Linked DNA regions of Mus musculus: region 1 is linked to region 2. The links are chromatin contacts, found by Hi-C in ENCODE. All regions are on one chromosome and are shown on one strand. Each heading gives the region's core, a stretch centred on a gene start or an enhancer-like site at or near the end of the contact. The rest is flanking DNA. Distances are from core to core; before and after follow the strand shown. Region 1 holds the start of Sf3b1 (splicing factor 3b, subunit 1). Region 2 holds the start of Stk17b (serine/threonine kinase 17b (apoptosis-inducing)).

What was found. A loop is a pair of places that touch in the nucleus more often than their neighbours do.
Region 1: a map of T-helper 2 cell shows a loop between it and region 2 (6-fold over the local background). The contact joins the promoter of Sf3b1 here to the promoter of Stk17b in region 2. A Hi-C loop is called at or near these places in 2 of 37 maps with a recorded cell type or tissue (T-helper 2 cell and v-Abl transformed pro-B cells).

The regions. Positions count from the first base shown.
Region 1 is chr1:55,025,326-55,029,829 of GRCm38, reverse strand. It overlaps Sf3b1 (splicing factor 3b, subunit 1), which reads left to right and starts at 2,352. Exons shown (of 25, transcript NM_031179.2): 1 at 2,352-2,491. The coding sequence starts at 2,464.
Region 2 is chr1:53,782,385-53,787,124 of GRCm38, reverse strand. Stk17b (serine/threonine kinase 17b (apoptosis-inducing)) reads left to right here and starts at 1,910. Exons shown (of 8, transcript NM_133810.3): 1 at 1,910-2,051.

The DNA.
Region 1 (4,504 bases), core at 1,103-3,602, 1.2 Mb before region 2:
GTTCATCCGCCCTTGTATCACAGCTGCAAGAAATCTCAGATGTGATAGACTGCAGATCTCGACCCTGTGATTCTTTTTAAAATTTTATGTGTATGAGTATTTTGCCTGCATGTATATATGTGCACCATATGTGTGCCCCGTGCCCACAGGAGCCAGAAGAGGAAATCAGAGCCCCTAGGAGTTGCCCCATAGCTGGTTGTTAGTAACCATGCGGGTGTTTGGAAGTGAACCTGCATCCTCTTGCAAGAGCAGTCAGTGCTCTTAACTGCTGAGACATCTCTAAAACCTCCAAGTTGTTTTGTTTTGTTCTGAGACAGGGTGTCTCTGTGTAGCCCTGGCTGGCTGTCCTGGAACTCACTCTGTAGACCAGGTTGGCCTCAAACTTAGAGATCTGTCTCCCTCTGCTTTCAGAGTGCTGTGATTAAGGGGGTGTGCCACTAACCTACCTGCAGAAATTCTTTTGTTGATGGAGAAACAGACTTCCCGGGAGGAGCTATCAGGCAACACCAGAGACTACACAGCGAGACCCTGTCTCAAAACAAAACAACTACATTGCTTTAAGAAGTAAACCTGCTCTGCTCTTTTTTTTTTCCTGCTCTGCTCTTACTAGTCTCTTGACTCTGCTATCACAGTGTGAGAATGGTCTTTCCCAAAGTGTGTCTGTGGGTGTGCGGGCAGGTTGGTGGGAACAAGAAGCTGAGAGGTCATCTTCAGCCGCAGACATACGGCAGAGAGAGCAAACTGAAAGTAGACTGAGGCGAGGAACTCTAATCTTGTCTCCAGCGATGTACTTCCTCTTTCTGCAAGGCTGCACAACCTCCCCAAATAAGGAGCCTAAGGGAGCCGTCTCGGACTCATTTTAATACTCTCCTTCCTGTCCTGAACCATATTAGTATTCTTTCAGGAACAAACATACAGACAAGTAGGCTGTGGTGAGAAAAATCTTTTTTGTTTTGTTTTTGTTTTTTGAGACAGGGTTTCTCTGTGTAGCCCTGTGGAACTCACTTTGTAGAACAGGCTGGCCTTGAACTCAGAAATCCGCCTGCCTCTGCCTCCTGAGTGCTGGGATTAAAGGCGTGCGCCACCACGCCCAGCATGAAAAAATCTTATTTTTATAAAAGAGGATTCACAAGACAATTCTGGGTGATCTTTTAGTGATGTTTATCATTACTCTGGAACTCCAGGAAGTATTTAGCTTCTACAATTACCACAAATGCAGCAAATGCTCCTTTGAATCTGTTATAGAAATGATAAGCCTTCCCAGTGAGAAAGCATCCTGCACATTTGGAGGATAATAAAGGAAAAAGGTCTGGCACAGCTGGCTCTGGCTAATGCTCGGTAGGGCCAGCCTTGAATACATTTTGATAACTTAGAGACACCTTAGGCTTATTTTCTCCAAATATGAGGTTATCCTCAAATTTGTAATTTAGGTCCCAACCCTGGGTTACATTTAGTACAACTTAAACAGAGACAGAAGGCTGAAAATCTGGTCAATAGGTCACTCCTATTTGCCTGGTCATTTAGGCATCAGTTATTGCCAGAATTATTTTAAGTGCACCAGTGTTGTACTTTTTCAAATAGTTGTTACCTGGGGTCATCTTACCCATTTGGCAGAATTATGTTTCTCTCAAGAAAAGAACTGGGCTTTATTGTAGATCAGGACTTAACATTGCTTGTGACCCTATACTATTCCCTTGAGCTGCCTGTTAAGAGAAGTATTCTACCGTATCTAATGGCTGGTCAATACTGGTGAACCAACATTAACATCTTAGGCATCATAAACTTTATTTCTAACAGGCCTGGCTAGCATACTGTTTATTTTTTGGGTGTCTTGGAGGCAGTGTTCCTTTGGCTAAATTCTATTTTGTGTAATTTAATCTCTCTCTCTCTCTACTTTTTATTTTTGTTTTTTTCGAGACAGGGTTTCTCTGTGTAGCCTTGGCTGTTCTGGAACTCACTCTGTAGACCAGGCTGGCCTCGAACTCAGAATCTGCCTGCCGCTGCCTCCCAAGTGCTGGGATTAAAGGGGTGCGCCACCACTGCCAGGCTCCTTTGGTTTTATTAAAGACAGGCTTTGTCTGTACAGCCCTGGCTTCGGGAACTCTCTTTGTAGACCAGGCTGGCCTCGAACTGCCTCTTCTCTTCCGAGTGCTTGAATTAACGGCACGTTACCCACCACTGGCCGGACAGGCTACAGCCCTCTTGGGAAGTAGCCATCCTCTTCCGCGTTTAGTCTTCCCCGCGGTTTCGCTGGCTTTTTAAGGAAGCCGCCGGGAGCCCGCCCTGGCCCCGCCCACTCCCATAATGCCCCTCGCAGTCTCATATAGGTGGCAGTTGAAGTACGTGCTACAGTGCGGCGCGCGCTCCCGGGTGCGCACGCTCAGAGAGCGGCCTCTGTTTCTGGCGGCGGCGAGCGGAAGTCCTTGGGAGCGCCAGTTCCGTCTGTGTGTTCGAGTGGACAAAATGGCGAAGATCGCCAAGACTCACGAAGGTAAGCGGCCTTTCCCTTCCCACGCGCGACCTCGGCAGCCAGCCAGCCGCGGCCCTCTCTCCTGGCTTTCTGCGTCTTCGCGTGGCATCTCTGGTCTCGACCGAGGCCGCGCGGCGAGGCCTGCTCGGCTCGTCGGCGCAGGCCGCTGCCCGCGTAATGGCGTCCTCTCGCACTCCGGGACCGGCGCTTTGTTCCGCGCTGGCTGTTGGTGCTTCCGAGTTCTCTTGTTCTGACCGGAGAGCCTCGCTCGAGCGGCTTGCCCCGGGGGACTCCCGGGGAGGGAGCGGGGAGGCGGACGTGGGAGGCCGACTTTCTCGCCCCCCGGGCGCTATCGTCGGCAGTTCGTACCTGGAAAGCCCTGAATGACGGCAGCCGCTTTCGGGCCGCTCCTAACGGAGGCCGCTTCAGCGCAGGCCTGCCAATCCCAGCCTTCGCGATACAGGCATCTCCAAGGCGGCTGGATCGTGTTGTGGTGCTTGCACTAAATGATTCCGGCAGAAAATCTGGTAGTTTACTCCTTTAATCACTTGTGTCCTGGTGTTCTATCTTTTTCCCTTTGAGAGCTAGGTGTTGGAGAATCAGGAGGAAGAGAGAAGGAAAGGCAGATTTGACCAGTTGCCAAAGTTTTCTGGGTAGTCGCTTATTTTATGCTGCACAAGAGTAAACAGAGCTAGAAACATGTTGAGAAGCAACCAGATTCCATAAGGAAAGTAACCAGAGAAGACGGGAAGGAATTTGAGTCTGAGAGACAGAATCCCTGTTTCTTGGCTCCCGGTTAAGAAGCCAAAATTTACGCTGACACTAAGTCACTAAACCCGTCCTTTCTAAGTGTGTGTCTCGGTGTTAGAGAGAGGTAACAAGCTAAGGATGTCAGAAATTTGACAGTTTGATGTGGAAGCAGATGTGTGAATATTCTCTTAGAAAATCAAAGGAATGTGTACAGAGAAGTAAAGCCAGTACTTTCTGAGAAGCTGGGTAACGGAGCCATTAATTTATGCTTAGTTATTTTTGGGAGGTGGTGACGCGGCGCTGATAAAAAAGGATCAATCAGTTTTAAATTAGGGGAGGATGTCTGAGCCGGAGGGAACATCTTGTACCATGCAGTGAGTGTCGCTGTGGTAGGATAGAGGAGGGTGTAAGGAGGGAATTCCGATGCGAATCTAAAGAGATGGTTTAGGACCAATAGCTGGGACATTTGAGGAACTGAAAATACTAACACTTTTGAAAGCCAGAAATGTCCCTGCATTAACTAGTCTTTTGTCTTTAAACATGAAAGTACAACACATGTTTTTGTTTTCTTTTTTGAGATAGTCTTACTATGTAATTCCGGTTGCCCTGAAACTTCCTGAATAGAGGAGACTGGGTCCCACTTCAAAGAAACTCATCCTCCTGCCTCTGCTTCCCAAGTGCTGGGTAAAAGGCCTGTGCCTGGTTAGCCCAACACTTTTTTTAAAAAAAAAGATTTATGTGAATACACTCTGTCACTGTCTTCAGACACACCAGAAGAGGGCGTCAGATCCTATTACAGATGGTTGTGAGCCATCTGTAATTGAATTGAACTGAGGACCTCTGGAAGAGCAGTCCAGCCCCTAGCCCAACACTTTTTAAAGCCAGAAATGTTTTTGGCCTCATTATTTATCTTTAGACTACTTCAGATATTGTTTGTAAAATAATTAGGAAATTGAATCGTGTCGCTGTTTTGTTCAGTCAGTGGTAGGTTATTTATTTTAATTGTTTTCCATTGTGGGGAACCAGTGAAATTATTGGACTTCCAGAGCATGGGGGAGGGGAAGTGCTTACTGAAGGAAAGCATGGTTTACTCCTTACTGGCTTCCTTATAGCTGCATAGGTAGAGTCCCATACCCTAATAGGTTATTGATTTATGGAGATTTATGGATATTTTGTAGCTTTGATTGTTGGCTTATTGATATCTTCAATGTAGCATACTCCCAGTTGGATAAATGCAAAGTTTATTTTATGTGCATTAATATTTTTGCCTGCATGTAACGTCTG
Region 2 (4,740 bases), core at 661-3,160:
GGGTGGGTGTTGGGGGCAACACCTTTAACCTCCTCTGGCACACTCACCCATACACAAACACTCCTCACATAATGAAACGTCGTTTTTGTTTGTTTGTTTGTTTGTTTGTTTGTCTGTCTTGTTTTTAATAAGCTGGCAATGGGCTGGGGAGCTGTCTCAGTTGGTAAAAATGATGACCATATCACCACAAGGACCACAGTACAGATTCCCATGTCAAAAGCTGTACACATGGTACCTGATCCTGTCACCTGTAAGTCCAGTGGATACAGGTAGATGGACCCATGGAAATCACTGGTCAGCAGGCCAAGCTGAACTGCTGAACTACAGGTTCAGGGAGAGACTGTTTCAAAAACTAAAGGGAGAGGTATTGAGACTGACACCTGACATTAATGTTTCTGGCCTCCACGTGCACATACACAGATACACACAACCCCACATAAACACACACAACACGGCCTCTACATTCAAAAGCCGGAGATCAAGGAATTGTTTAAGTTTAAAACAGTTACAAACATCTAAACACCAAAAACGATCACAAGGAACTCCAAGAGGGCACTGGCTAAGCCTTGGTACTGACACTTTTGGATGCAGCTGCTGTTTCCTGGAAGAAAGTATGGGAACAATCTCATTGGTTTGTGGACACCTTAACATTTATGCTTCCCTGGCTAAAAAGATGCAACATTATCCATTTGACAACACTTAAAGAATCAATACATTATACTGAGGCCTGTCTAAATAACAACACAGACCTCATGAAATGGTTTTGATAACTTTAAATGCATGTGTCCTGGGACATACACTGCTTGGAAGGGCAAGCAGATGGCTTGAAGAAATCTTGGTTAAATGTGACAGGGGAAGAACATAAAATGGTTGCTAAGATGTTCTAAAAGCAAGAGAGTTCCACTCACAGAATTTTTCCCAATAGTTTTTTATACCTACTAAAAAAGTACCCTTCAGCAGTTCTAGATTCTATGTGTAGATGCTACATATAAACGTATAAGTAACCTAGGATCTTATATGTATGTAAACCTACTGTATCTAGCACGAAACTTTCAGTTTTTAAACAGTCTTCAATAGTTAACAGATCTGGGGGCCTGGGGGTGGAACTTAGAAGTGGAACCCTTGCTAAGCATGTGAAAGGCCCTGTGTTCTAACACTGCTAAGAAAGAAAGAGAGAGAGAGAGAGAGAGAGAGAGAGAGGGAGGGAGGGAGGGAGGGAGGGAGGGAGGGAGGAAGAAAGAAAGAAAGAAAGAAAGAAAGAAAGAAAGAAAGAAAGAAAGAAAGAAAGAAAGAAAGAAAGAAAGAAAGAAAGAAAGAAAGTAGCAATGGGCATTGAGCAGGTACAAGTTTTCCTCATTTCCCCTACCACAGTAAACCAGCAATTAGTTCATCTTCAGATTCTCCTACAGTGTCTTGAGCTAGTTAGTGTCTTAAGACATCCAGCTGTAGAGACTAGGATCCTGGAGTCCTATTTATGGCTTCAAGAACCCATAGCAAGCTGGAATCTCTATTTGTAGGGTAGGTTCAGGAGGTAAGGAAGAGGACAAGGAAGATTTGAAACACAGAACTTTAATCATCACAAGTCAAAGAGCCCGGACATCGGCTTCTTTCATCTCTTGTGTCCCGATACTTACACATCCCGGAACTACTCTGAAGGTGGAAAAAGTGGGAAAAGAGGCGCGGACCCCCCCCCCCCCCCAACCCGGCCTGCACACTGTCCAGTTCTAGGCTACATCCAGCAACCAAGTCTTCAGGCGCTCGGCGCTCCGCCCACTCCCCGCCCCCCTCCTGAGGCCCGGCCTCACAGCACGCGCTGCCGGCCGCCGCCCCGCCCCGCCCCCACGTGACAACCCCACCCTCCGTAATCGCTCCGATTGGCTCTTGGGCAGCAGAGGGCGGAGTCTGTGTCGAAGTACAGTGTCCCAGACGCGGCTGCACTTTTCAAACCTCAACTGTAAGAAGCGTCGGTCAGCGTCTGTGCGGTCGCCGCCGGGAGTCGCCTCACAGGGGCCTGGCTGACGGCGACCAGCCGTTGTGGGGAAGAGTGCGAGGTGAGCCCGTGTAGCCGTGGCCCGGTCGGAGGGAGGGCAGAACCCGCGACGGCGCGGAGCTGCGGCGGAGCGGTCGGTGTGGGGGCGCGGGGACCCTGCGGCGAGCCCGAAGGCCAGAGCCGGCGTCCCTGAGCGCGGCCATGCCCGATAGCCTCCGCGGCGTCTCGACGTGGTCCTCCGGGTGGCTCCGGGGCTCGCGTGCTGTGGGCGCGGGACGCCTTCACGTCGGGGCGGGTGGACGCGTCCGGCCAGCAGCCTGGGAGAAACTTTGCGGTCATCGCGTGGGCCGCTGTCAGTCCCGGCGTGGGGAGCCACAGCTGTTTCCGTGACTTTTTGGCTTTAAAGCAGTGGGAATTCTTCTGTACTTGTGACCCATCCTCAGACTAGACAGCCACATCATGGCCACGGTCTGGATCTTTATCCCGACTCGGCCTTACCGTGGGAAAAGCGCTTAATTTGGCTTCACTCTCGGGATATAGATGAGTGGAGACAAAGTTGAAAGAAACTTCACGGCCGGCCGGCTGGTGGCTAGTGGCCGTGGCTGTGCTGGGACTAGAGAAGCGCTGGCTTCAGCTTGCAAGTTGGAATTAAGAAATACTTCTGAAAGCCTAGGAATTTCAACCATAATCATTAGCTTGCAGTGTGACATTCACTGAGGGTTTGGCTGACGTCATGTTTACATACATGGTACCGATAACACCGAACCTCGCCGGCAGGTTTGATACCGTGTGGACTTTTTAAGTGTTCAAGACTGGGAGAGAGGCTGTGCCTTGAGCAGCAAGGTCTGCAGAGGTAACGAGGCAAGTGGAGGCATATGTAACATGGAATTTAGAACTCCAGGAGCACAGTTTTATTATGGAGAGATATAAACTCCTTTCTCATTGGTACAGTCTTCACAGTGAGATGCCCAGAAATGGTTTTCAACAACTTCATAAAAATTGAATCACAGTGCCTTAAAATTGTGTATATTAAAAAACACTAGTCCATGGAAATCGTGACCAAATTTTAGACCTGTCTTTTCACCTAATCTTTTTGATATTAATTTAATTTTTTGGTAGTTTTAATATTTCAAGTAATTGGTTTTTTTGAGATACACATACATTTTAGATAATTTTCTGGAATGAAGGTTTACTATTAAAGTAAATTTACTTACATGACAGTATGCTTAAGTTAGAGAAGTAATATTTCTGTGATTTCAAAATTTTTTGTATGTGGATAGATTGGTAATAGTTTTTCTTGGATTTTTTTTTTTTTTTTTTTTTAAAGTAAGAATTTAGTTTCAGGAGATGGCTCTGCTGGGAAAGGTTCTTGACACCAACTCAAATGTCCTTATCCCCAGGGCCTACATGGTAGAAAGAGAAAACCTACACTTACAGCTTGTCCTCTGACCTCTAAACTTGCATGTAATAAAATATTAAGAAAAAAATTACATTTTGGTTAAGGTAGAAGTGGCATTTTAGTAGAAACTTCATAAATCAACAGTCTACCATTTATATCTAAATTAATGTCTATAGACAATGTAGGCATTTAATGGCAGACACTTCTAATTTCATTTTTCAGTGTGTATTGACAGTGAACAGTTTGTCATTGGGGTTAAGTGAACGTATAACCATGTTTTCATTGGTTTGTTTTGTAGCTGCTTGACAATTATAAGGAAGAATTTCTGTGTCAAAATCTCCCAGTTTTTTAGAGACTCAGTTTAAAACTAAATTTTCTCAAGATATGATATATTATAATGCTTATTTCCTGTGTCTAAAATTCTTACCTCCTGCATCTTGACATTTACTCTACACTTGAGTCTTGCTTGCCAGTTTTAAAGGCTTTTTGTCTTTTGAGACAGGGTCTCACTTTATAGACTTAGCTGGCTTTGAACTCAAGAGATCTGCCTGGCTCTGCCTTCCAAGTTCTGAAATTAAAGGCCCGCACTATCAGCTCAATTTTGATTATTTGTCTACTTATATGGCACTGTTGGGGACTGAACCTATGCCTTGTGCATGCAAGTTGGTACTCTGCCAAAAGAGCTATATATGCAACTACACATAGTTTATATTATCTATACCAGACTATTTTGAAAAGGATGTGTTTTTGAACTGAGTTCAAGACAGAGAAATATTCTTTTTAATTATCTTGTGCATGTAAATGAACCCCTTTTTTGAATTTATATTTATACATGATATATTTTGATTGATCACTTTGCTTTTTCCAACTAGTGCAAAAGAGGATGTACTTTAAGCATTGAGAAATTTTAATTGTAAAATGGTAGTTGTTTTTTTAACCCTTTAAGAATTAGATTCCAGTTTACATTGTAACAGTTACTGAACAAACATTATTTCAGAGGTGTTATTAGTAAAGGGTACGGTAATTTATTTTACAACAGAAATCCAATTTTCCATCTGATGAGTGATGAGCCCGCCATTATTTCCGGTTTTCAACATCTTCTCACCCTACTTCACAATTACAGGATCTATTTCTTTTTCTGAAGGTGGGTGGGGATGGCATCAGGCCTTACTGTCTTGGCCCAGTGTCAGGCTGAGGTTCCTTGCCTGGGACGTAACCCCGCTGTAATCTATACTCTAGTGGTTGGACTAGAGTCAGTTGGCTTCCCATTGTAATTTTCAGGGAATTAAATTACTGGATTTTGCTTGCTGTTCAGTGTTTAAAAACAAACATAACAGTACAGTGCTGTGAG